3 separate regions of the Homo sapiens genome follow, and all the other regions are linked to region 3. Evidence: chromatin contacts called from ENCODE Hi-C data. All regions are on one chromosome and are shown on one strand. The core of a region is the stretch at or near the end of the contact, and the rest is flanking DNA. Distances in the headings are between cores, read along the strand shown. Region 1 has its middle 30 kb from the start of USP3. Region 2 holds the start of TLE3 (TLE family member 3, transcriptional corepressor). Region 3 overlaps SMAD3 (SMAD family member 3).

What was found. Hi-C counts contacts between places; a loop is a spot of excess contacts on that map. Pooled maps may share reads with other maps.
Region 1: a loop to region 3 is called in a map with no recorded cell type, with 8 times the contacts of the local background. The contact joins two enhancer-like sites. A Hi-C loop is called at or near these places in 3 of 37 single-sample maps with no recorded cell type and 2 of 50 pooled maps.
Region 2: a map with no recorded cell type shows a loop between it and region 3 (9-fold over the local background). The contact joins the promoter of TLE3 here to the enhancer-like site in region 3. A Hi-C loop is called at or near these places in 2 of 37 single-sample maps with no recorded cell type and 2 of 50 pooled maps.

The regions. Positions count from the first base shown.
Region 1 is chr15:63,472,863-63,475,562 of GRCh38, reverse strand. No RefSeq gene overlaps it. Among named protein-coding and RNA genes, the nearest start is that of USP3, 30 kb to the left of the region's middle. RefSeq lists enhancers at 165-284, 875-1,184, 2,105-2,164. Within about 2 kb of position 1,287, at least 17 of the 41 ENCODE cell types and tissues checked have a DNase peak (open chromatin) inside an H3K27ac peak, as active enhancers do.
Region 2 is chr15:70,096,615-70,099,486 of GRCh38, reverse strand. It overlaps TLE3 (TLE family member 3, transcriptional corepressor), which reads left to right and starts at 1,570. Exons shown (of 20, transcript NM_001105192.3): 1 at 1,570-2,712. The coding sequence starts at 2,689. RefSeq lists enhancers at 1-250, 338-1,312 and silencers at 243-392, 463-542, 2,132-2,301, 2,312-2,431.
Region 3 is chr15:67,084,050-67,086,749 of GRCh38, reverse strand. All of the region lies in intron 1 of SMAD3 (SMAD family member 3), which reads right to left. Among named protein-coding and RNA genes, the nearest start is that of SMAD3, 20 kb to the right of the region's middle. Within about 2 kb of position 1,434, at least 10 of the 41 ENCODE cell types and tissues checked have a DNase peak (open chromatin) inside an H3K27ac peak, as active enhancers do.

The DNA.
Region 1 (2,700 bases), core at 38-2,537, 3.6 Mb after region 3:
GCCAAGGCGGGCGGATCACGAGGTCAAGAGATCCAGACCATCCTGGCCAACACGGTGAAACCCCGTCTCTACTAAAAATACAAAAATTAGCTGGGAGTGGTGGTGTGTGCTACTCAGGAGGCTGAGGCAGCAGAATCACTTGAACCCGGGAAGCGGAGGTTGCAGTGAGCCCAGATCGTGCCACTGCACTCTAGCCTGGGTGACAAAAGCAAAACTCTGTCTCAAAAAAAAAAAAAAAAAAAAAAAGGAGCGTCAACACCTAGCACAATGCTGGGCACAATGCTGGGCACAAAGCACACACTGATGGACGTGGAGGGCAGGGGGACTGTCTTCAAGCAGACCCACACCTGGGCGGGAGGGCTGGCACCTGGCTCTTTAGAGCAGCCCTGGCTAGCTTTGCCGGAGTCGAGGCCCCTGGCTGGCTGCTCATCTTTCCTTGGAGATGACTGTCATCTTGCTTGCTTTGACCTGCTCCCAGCAGCTCTTGTTACTAACTCTACAGACTCCTGGCACCTCCCACCTGCTCATGCAGCACTCAACCATGACCCGTTTTCTCAGTTCCTCCTACCACCCACTACCGGCTTCTCTAACTGGACTAGTCCTTGCTTCCCCAGCACTGACCACTGTATGACTGACACACGGTGTCTTAGCAAGCCAGGACAATCAATGGATATCACATTATGGAGACCATCAATGCTATGGACTGCTGGGCGAGCAGTAGAAGAGAGAATATGGGTAGACCTGGGTTCAAATCCTGGTTCTGCCACTAGCTAGCTGTGTGACCCTTACCAGTTGCTAAACTTAGAATCTCAGTTTCTCATCTATATATGGGGATTAAAATGAAAAAACCCAAACCCTATCTCATAGGGTTACTGTGAAGAGTAAATACTGTGGCACATATTAAGTCTCTGGCCTTGTGCCTGACACTTGGCAGATTCTCAATAAGTGTTTGTTCTCTTCCCTTCCTTTTTTTCCACCAAGATCTCTTCCAAGTCTAAAAGTCCACAAGCCTTTGAAACATATGTTCCCTTGTCAAACTATAACTTGGGAAGGTCAACAAGATGCTAGAAAGTTTATCTTTCCCAGAGCAGCAAGGATCCCAGGTGACAGAAGCAGCCTGTGTGTCCCATATTACCCTGGAAAAGATCTCTCATTCCCAGTCCAAAGTCTGACTAATGAAGAGAGGGTGTTGTAGGCAATCAGAGTTCATAAACCACACTTGACTAAGCAGATGAAAGCAGGTTCAGTCTGCAGAGAAGCTGTGAGAGAACAGAAAGCCCAGAGAGGCCTGGGAATGCCCCCTGGGGTTGAGAGAGAGAGAGAGCAGTGACCTGAGAGTAGATGTGTCTGTAAACAACTGGGAGCCAATGGCTTAGCCAGGAATCCTCTGCGCTGGGTCAGTGAGGAGCCTATAGCCTCCCACACAGACTCCCAGGAAACAGATGGGCAGAAGTGAGGGCAGCATTCGCCCCGGCCCTCTTCTTCAGGCAGGTGAAATGGATCGGTTTTGGAGATGTCAAAATGAACAGAAAGAGGAGGAGGAGGAGGCAGTAGCATCATCTTCTGTTAACCCCAAGAGCAGTGGTTCTCAGAGCAAGGTCCCAGGGCTAGCTGCAACACCAGCAAATCTGGGGTTGCTAGAAATGCAGATTAGCAGGCCCTGCCTTAGACCTAATGAATCAGAAACTCTGGGGCTCAGACCCCGCAATCTGCATTCTATTAACACAGACTCTGATGCACACTAAAGTTTGAGATCCATTGGCCAGATGCTTTTGTTCAAAAATGGGAAACTTCCTTCCCATTTTGAAGCAGTGGGAGATGGCATGACGATGGAATGGTCATAACCTTTAGCGACAAGATCTGAATTCAGATCCTGGCTCTGCCCCTACATGGCAGTACGATCTTGGACAAATCCACCCACCTCCCTGCACTCTGATTTCCTCACGTGTAAGATGTCTACCTTGCAGGGTGTGGTTAGGTGGTTAGGTTTAGAGAGAATGTAAGGGAAGCACTTTTCAGAGTGCCTGGCACAAAGTGGGTGATCTCCATCACCACCGTCATAACCACCACAGCTGTGGACAAGCCTCCGGGCGAGTAAGAGCTGCATGCATTTAGGGAAAATCACCAGGCCACATGGGACCCATCTTGCTTTCTGAGTGTTTAACATGTTGCTCAGAATGGCATTTGATGCCACTTATCACCTGGCTCCATCTTCATGAAGTTGGGAACCTAAAGACTTAAAGATAATATTTCCTTTTCAAACTCAATGAGAAACACATCTCTATCTAATTTGGACATACCAAGTGAAACCTCAGTGAGAAAAACCACTCTCATTATAATCTGACCTCAGTGTTTTCTCACCCTACCCCTTTCTCTGTTCCTTTTGGGTAAATCTCTTAAGCACACTGTAGCAATGGGCAAATATTTGTTGAGTGTCAAATGAGTGGATTGGCTCAATTTGACTTTAAAATGCCCTGCTGTTGTGCAATACAAAGAACCAAATTCGTGATTGGGCCTTTAGCCTCCTGAGCTGGAAACATGATGGGACTGACCGTAGCACCCATGTGGGTAACATATAAAAATCTTGGGGAATCAGACACTGAGGGGGCTGTATGAGACCAAGCTGGCCAGCACAGGTCATGTAGGTGGTGGTCTGAATTTACAATGAGATGGCTATGGCTCTCAGTTCCTGATAAAGGC
Region 2 (2,872 bases), core at 321-2,820, 3.0 Mb before region 3:
CTCCCCCGTCTTCGGTGCGCGCCGAAACACGATTTATGTTTTTATTTAGGAGAATAAATAAATGAAGAGGGGAGCGCGGTTCGGGGCTGGCGGCCGGAGCGGGCGCGGGGAGGTTCAGTTCTGAGGCGGGTGCTCACGTGTAACTCCCCGCGCTCCGGCCTCCGAGCGCCCGCTAGCTCTCAGCTCCTCATTAAGATGCAAAAGCGAACCTCCGGCTCCTAATGAGGGGAAAATATAGATCCGGGGACGCGCGGCCGGCTCGCGCGCGGGCTCGCGGACTTGCCGGGGAGGGCCCCGGGGGTCCCGCCTTGGCCGTCCACCGGGCGGTGCGCGCTTTGAGGTCCACTCCCTGCTTGCTCGTCTGCCCCGCCGTAACCCCGAGCGCGGGAGGGCGAGGCCATCGGTTTGCGGGCAAGCTGGCCCCGGAGTCGAGTGGCCTGTGCGACCAAGCGGGGGGTCCGGGGGGCCCGGGGCCGGGGCGAGCGAGCGGGGGAGCGTCCGCGTCCCTCGGAGTGTCCAGGCTAGCGACCGAGACACCTACAGGCTTCCGCCAACGCCGTGGCACTGCCGGGAGCAGGCTGAGCAAACCAGGTGGGAACTCGGAGTTCCCGGGCCTCGGCCGAGCAGGGTCCCGACCCCATCCCCAACCCCCTCAGCCTGGGGATGCAGTGAGGAGCCCGCGCGGCGAGGCTGCGTCGAGGGTGAAGTTGTGCCCACGGGGAAGGCGCCCCGAATGGGGCCAGCCGTGGCTGAGCCTGTTGTCCACGGGCAGCCGGGCCCTTCCATCTGCGCTGCCCGCCTAGCCAGAGTCCCTCAGACTTCTCCTCGCAGGCAGCCGCCGCACATCAAAGGAGCTGTTTATTTGGCTTTCTGAAAAGAAGGGCGAGTGAACAAAGGAGAGCTGGGGGCTAATGTGGGGGAGGCGGGCAGAAGAAGGGGTGAAGAAAAGGGGACATCCTGAGTTCCGAGCAAATTTTTAAAGGTCGGAGGCAACTTTAGGAGCCACCGTTTTATCAGTCCTAAATCTTTTGAAGTGAAAACATTAAAGTGACAAAGTGATTGTTTGTTTTATAGTATCTAATTGGGCTGCTTTGCAGACCTAATGAGATTAGAGGGAGGAATCGTTCGCCGCCGCTGCAGAATAAACTGATACATTACTACCAGCCACAGGTTTTGAAGATTGTACAGCTTGTCTTATTTTCTTTTGTTGTTATTCCTCTGTCTTCCCTCTTTCCTCCTCCCGCTAAATAATTATTTGCTAGTAGACCGTGGGAAAAAAAAGGAGGAAAAAAACTCGAGCAGCCCAGGACTATAATATATATCTATTTATTATATGTCTTTCGGTTAATTCCTGATCTGAGGAGCGCTGTTTTTCACTCCCATGCGAAAGTCACCAGCGGGTAGGGCCTGATTGCTACTTTTCATGCATAGTTTTAGACACAAGAGGGCATTGTGACGTCGCGCCCAGCGGCACCCAGTCGTAGGCCGAGTCCCGCAGCCCCACGTGGGGGCCCCGCGCTCCCATTGGCCAGCGCCGGACGAAGCTGCCACATTATTTTGTTACTTTTCAGTCCCTATTTGGAACTGCTCTCGCGGCAGTTCAGACCTCGTGCTCGTCCCCTTCGCCTGTCTGTGTGTGGTATCCGTAGGTCCGGGGCACTTTTTTTTTTGGTGTGTGTGTGTGTGCGTGCGCGCGTGTGTGTGTGTTGGGTGTGTGTGTTTTGGGGGTTTGCCGGGGCGCGGAGAGGAGAGCCGGGCCGAGGGGAAGGAAGGAAGCCGTAGAGCTCCCCGGTCTCGGGCTGCGTCTCCCCTCCAGCGCTCTCCTGCCTGTGCGCTCCGACGCGGCAGCGGCGGTGGCGCTGAGCGCTCCTCGGTGGGGACGCGGTGCTCAAGCTGGGAGCAGCGAGAACCCTTTGCGGAGGCTTCCCGTGCCCGCTGGACTTAGGATGCCAGGGCGTTTGATTTGCACCTACTGAGCCCGGAGTTCCTCCCCGGCCCTGGGAAGGGCTTGCAGCGGCGGCGGCGGCGGCGGCAGCGGCAGTAGCAGACGGAACAGCAGGCTCTCCTCTCCGAGGGGGGGCGTCGAAGCGCCCGCGCCGGGCTCCCGCCCTCACCCTCCGGCGCTCCTGCGGCCCCAAGCCACCACCTCGTAGCCCGCCTCCTTCCTCTTCTCGCCGCGAGCCCCAGGCCCGGACGCCTCTAGGATCGGACCCGCGCGCCCCGGATGCTTGGGGCTGCCCCGGCGCGCCCCCCTACAGGCGCGACCCGCTGAGTGACCCGGAGGGGGCCCGAGCTCGCCCCAGGAGGGGCCCCCGGCCTCGGGACCCCGCGCCGGACCTGCTGGGGAGCCGACGATGTCCGCGCAGTCCCAGGCATTGACGCGCTCGACGCAGCCCAGGGAAGGCGGCCGGCCGCTGCCCGCCGAGCCCTAGGCGCACAAAGCCCGCGCCCGCCGCCCGGCCCCGGCGCCCGCCGACGACTTTGCCGCCTGCTCCGCGGCTCTTTGTCTCCACTTGGGGCGGGCGCCCGACTCTGGGATTTCGCTGCGAGAACGAGCTGGGGGGGCCGGGGGCGAGCTCTCGGTTTCCCGGCCGCCCCCCGCTCGGGCTCGGCTCCCCCCTCCCCCGCACCTCCCCGGCCCGGGCTCTCGGCGCTTCCACGCTCTCGGAATCACGACCCCTCCCTGCCATGTATCCGCAGGGCAGACATCCGGTGAGTAATTGCAACTCGGTTTATTTAAGCATCTATCATGGCAGGGTAAACGAGGCAGTTTATCTGGCACCTCCATTTTGCTTGTTGCTACCTTTATGGTGTGTGTGTTTGTGTGTGTGCTCTCACACAAAGGGGGATGCGGCCGGGGGGCGCCGTTGAG
Region 3 (2,700 bases), core at 185-2,684:
ACTGCTATCACGTGACACTATAGTTCCTGAGGGCAGGAACTATATTTTCCATTTCTAAGAGTGCCTTGACAGATTCCTCATTGAGCTGAGAAAATAGCAACCTACATCTGGCATGTGTCTACAACTGCATCTCAAACCTTGTTATTTGTAAAGCTTCTCATACCATCCCCCTTCATCTGTGAAAGCCCTCAAGGGCTTTCAGCACTGATATAGTCTCCCCTCCTAGGGCGCATTTCACACCAATTAAGGATCCACAAGCCCATCCCTTTACCTGAATGAGATATTCCAACTTAGCTGCCCCTTCCCAGTTTGACCTTTTCTGTTAATATTTTAATGCAGAGAGATGTGTCCCATCAGATTTCTTAGGCTGTAGATACTGATTCCCTTCAAGGGCTGTTTAGATGCTACTGCTGATGAAGTGGCAGGACAGGATGCTCTCAGCCAAAGACAGGGACACTCTCTCACCAAAGCAGCAGGGAGTAACACACACCCCTACAGCCTTCACAGCCCCTAGAATCCACCGGGGCAATGCCAAAGAACTGACACTAAGGTATGCTGGAGTTGGCTAAGGCCTCTAACTTAGTTTCATGAAAAAAGTGTGGGCATTTGTAAGGGCCTGTTTAATCCATTCCAGCTCCACCCCCCTGCACCACCCCCCACTTTGTACTGTGAGTTTCTGAGCAGAAATAACCAACTACAGATGGTTTCACTACTTCAAAGATGTTGAGAAACCACTGACCCAGAGATAGGAGGGAACTGGAACTCCAAACCTCAGGGCAACTACTCACCACCAGCACTTGTGGTGACCAAATCAACACACTTCCAGAACCTAGAGCTGTTCTCTGTGTATGTGTGTGTGTGTGTGTGTGTGTGTGTGTGTGCACGCTTTTTTTTTGACCAACCACTATCACTTTCCACCCAGAACAGATGCCTGTAACACTGAACACAGCTTTACATAAGCATCTATGGCTGTGATTCTCAATCCCGGCCACATACCGGAATCACCTAGGAAAGTTAAAAAACATGGATTTCCCCAGGCCGGCCTGTAGAAATTTGAAATTCACTGGTCTCCAGGGGTGGTCTGAGCATCAAAATTTTTAAAAGCAGCCATGGTTGAGAACCTTCCATGGTAACACCAACAACCAATTGCAAATCATGAGGAATCAAGAATCCTAGCCCTCACAGCCCACCCTGAACCCCAAACCTCTTTCCATCCTGTCCTCAACTGCAGGCCCCCATTTCTAGTCCAGAGTTGACTATACAGTGATTCTGAAACTATTCAAATGAGTAATAGAGTCATTTCTTTGAATGCAAGTGCAGGAATCAGAGTTTTTAAGGTGGAAGAAACTTTAAAATCCTGCTAAGCCAACACCTTCAGTTTATAGAAGAGGAAGCCAGGGGCCAGGGCAGAAAAGTGACTCACCCAAGGTCCTGAAGCTGGTTCACAATGAGGCAGACCTAGAACCCAGGCCTGCTGCCTCTAATTCTCTCTCCTCCACACCAGAGGAGCCCCTATGGTGACAGCCGCTGGACAAAAACGGTGACAAAGGATGGGTCAGTTGTTTACTGAGCCGTATGCTTTCAGAGGCCATCCTCTAAATGCTTCACCTCTGAAATGCTCAGTCTCCTCACTGGCCTTAAAACAACTGAGGGCAAATATAGCCAAGATAGTGCTTCTCTTTAAAGATTCCCGAGCATCCTAGTCGATCATAATCCTCAAAGAATATACTTTCCGGCTGTCTGAGGTTCATGAAAAAAGCCATTAGCACAGAGTCTAACCCAGGTTTGAAAGGGCACTCTGTTGAGCAGCAGGTCTGAGGGACTGAAGCCAGCAGTAGATTCTAGTTTCTTACGGATAAGAGAGAGCTGATTGTTGGTTTCCACATCTCTAACCAACCTGTGAACACGTTTCCCTTCCTTCCTGTATTTTTATGGCACTACGGTTGGAATGCAGCCGGTGCCTAGAAGCACAGAAAACCTGTGCTTCAGGCTAAATTTGAATTCCTCTTTGCCTGCAGACTGATTTCCCCTACCCTGGGAGTCGGTTCTCAGGGGAGGTCTCATTTCACCCTGGGACGCTCCATGAGGGCAGAGCTATGTGTGACCATCCTCATCAGCAACGCATTGCAGCTCCTGGACCACTGTGTCTGATGGCACCACCACCAACAAAAGAAGCTCAGTAAATATGTGATGAATTAAACAACAATGATAATACAATTAAATAGGTCATTAAGGAATGGTTCCCCTCTGAAGGCAGAGCATCAGATGAAAACTTAGATTTGTCCCCCAGGAAAATATATGCATTGAGAAAACAGCCAAAGGCAAGAAGCCAAGGAGAGTTCAGAGGGCTATCATGAAAATCTGAGACTGGCCAGGCACGGTGGCTCATGCCTGTAATCCCAGCACTTTGGGAGGCCGAGGCAGGCAGATCACGAGGTCAGGAGATGGAGACCATCCTGGCTAACACAAAGAAACCCCGTCTCTACTAAAAATACAAAAAAAAAAAATTAGCCAGGTGTGGTGGCAGACGCCTGTAGTGCCAGCTACTCGGGAGGCTGAGGCAGGAGAATAGCATGAACCCCGGAGGCAGAGCTTGCAGTGAGCCGAGATCGCATCACTGCACTCCAGCCTGGGCGACAGAGCGAGACTCCATCTCAAAAAAAAAAAAAAAAAAAAAAAGAAAAAAAAAGAAAATCTGAG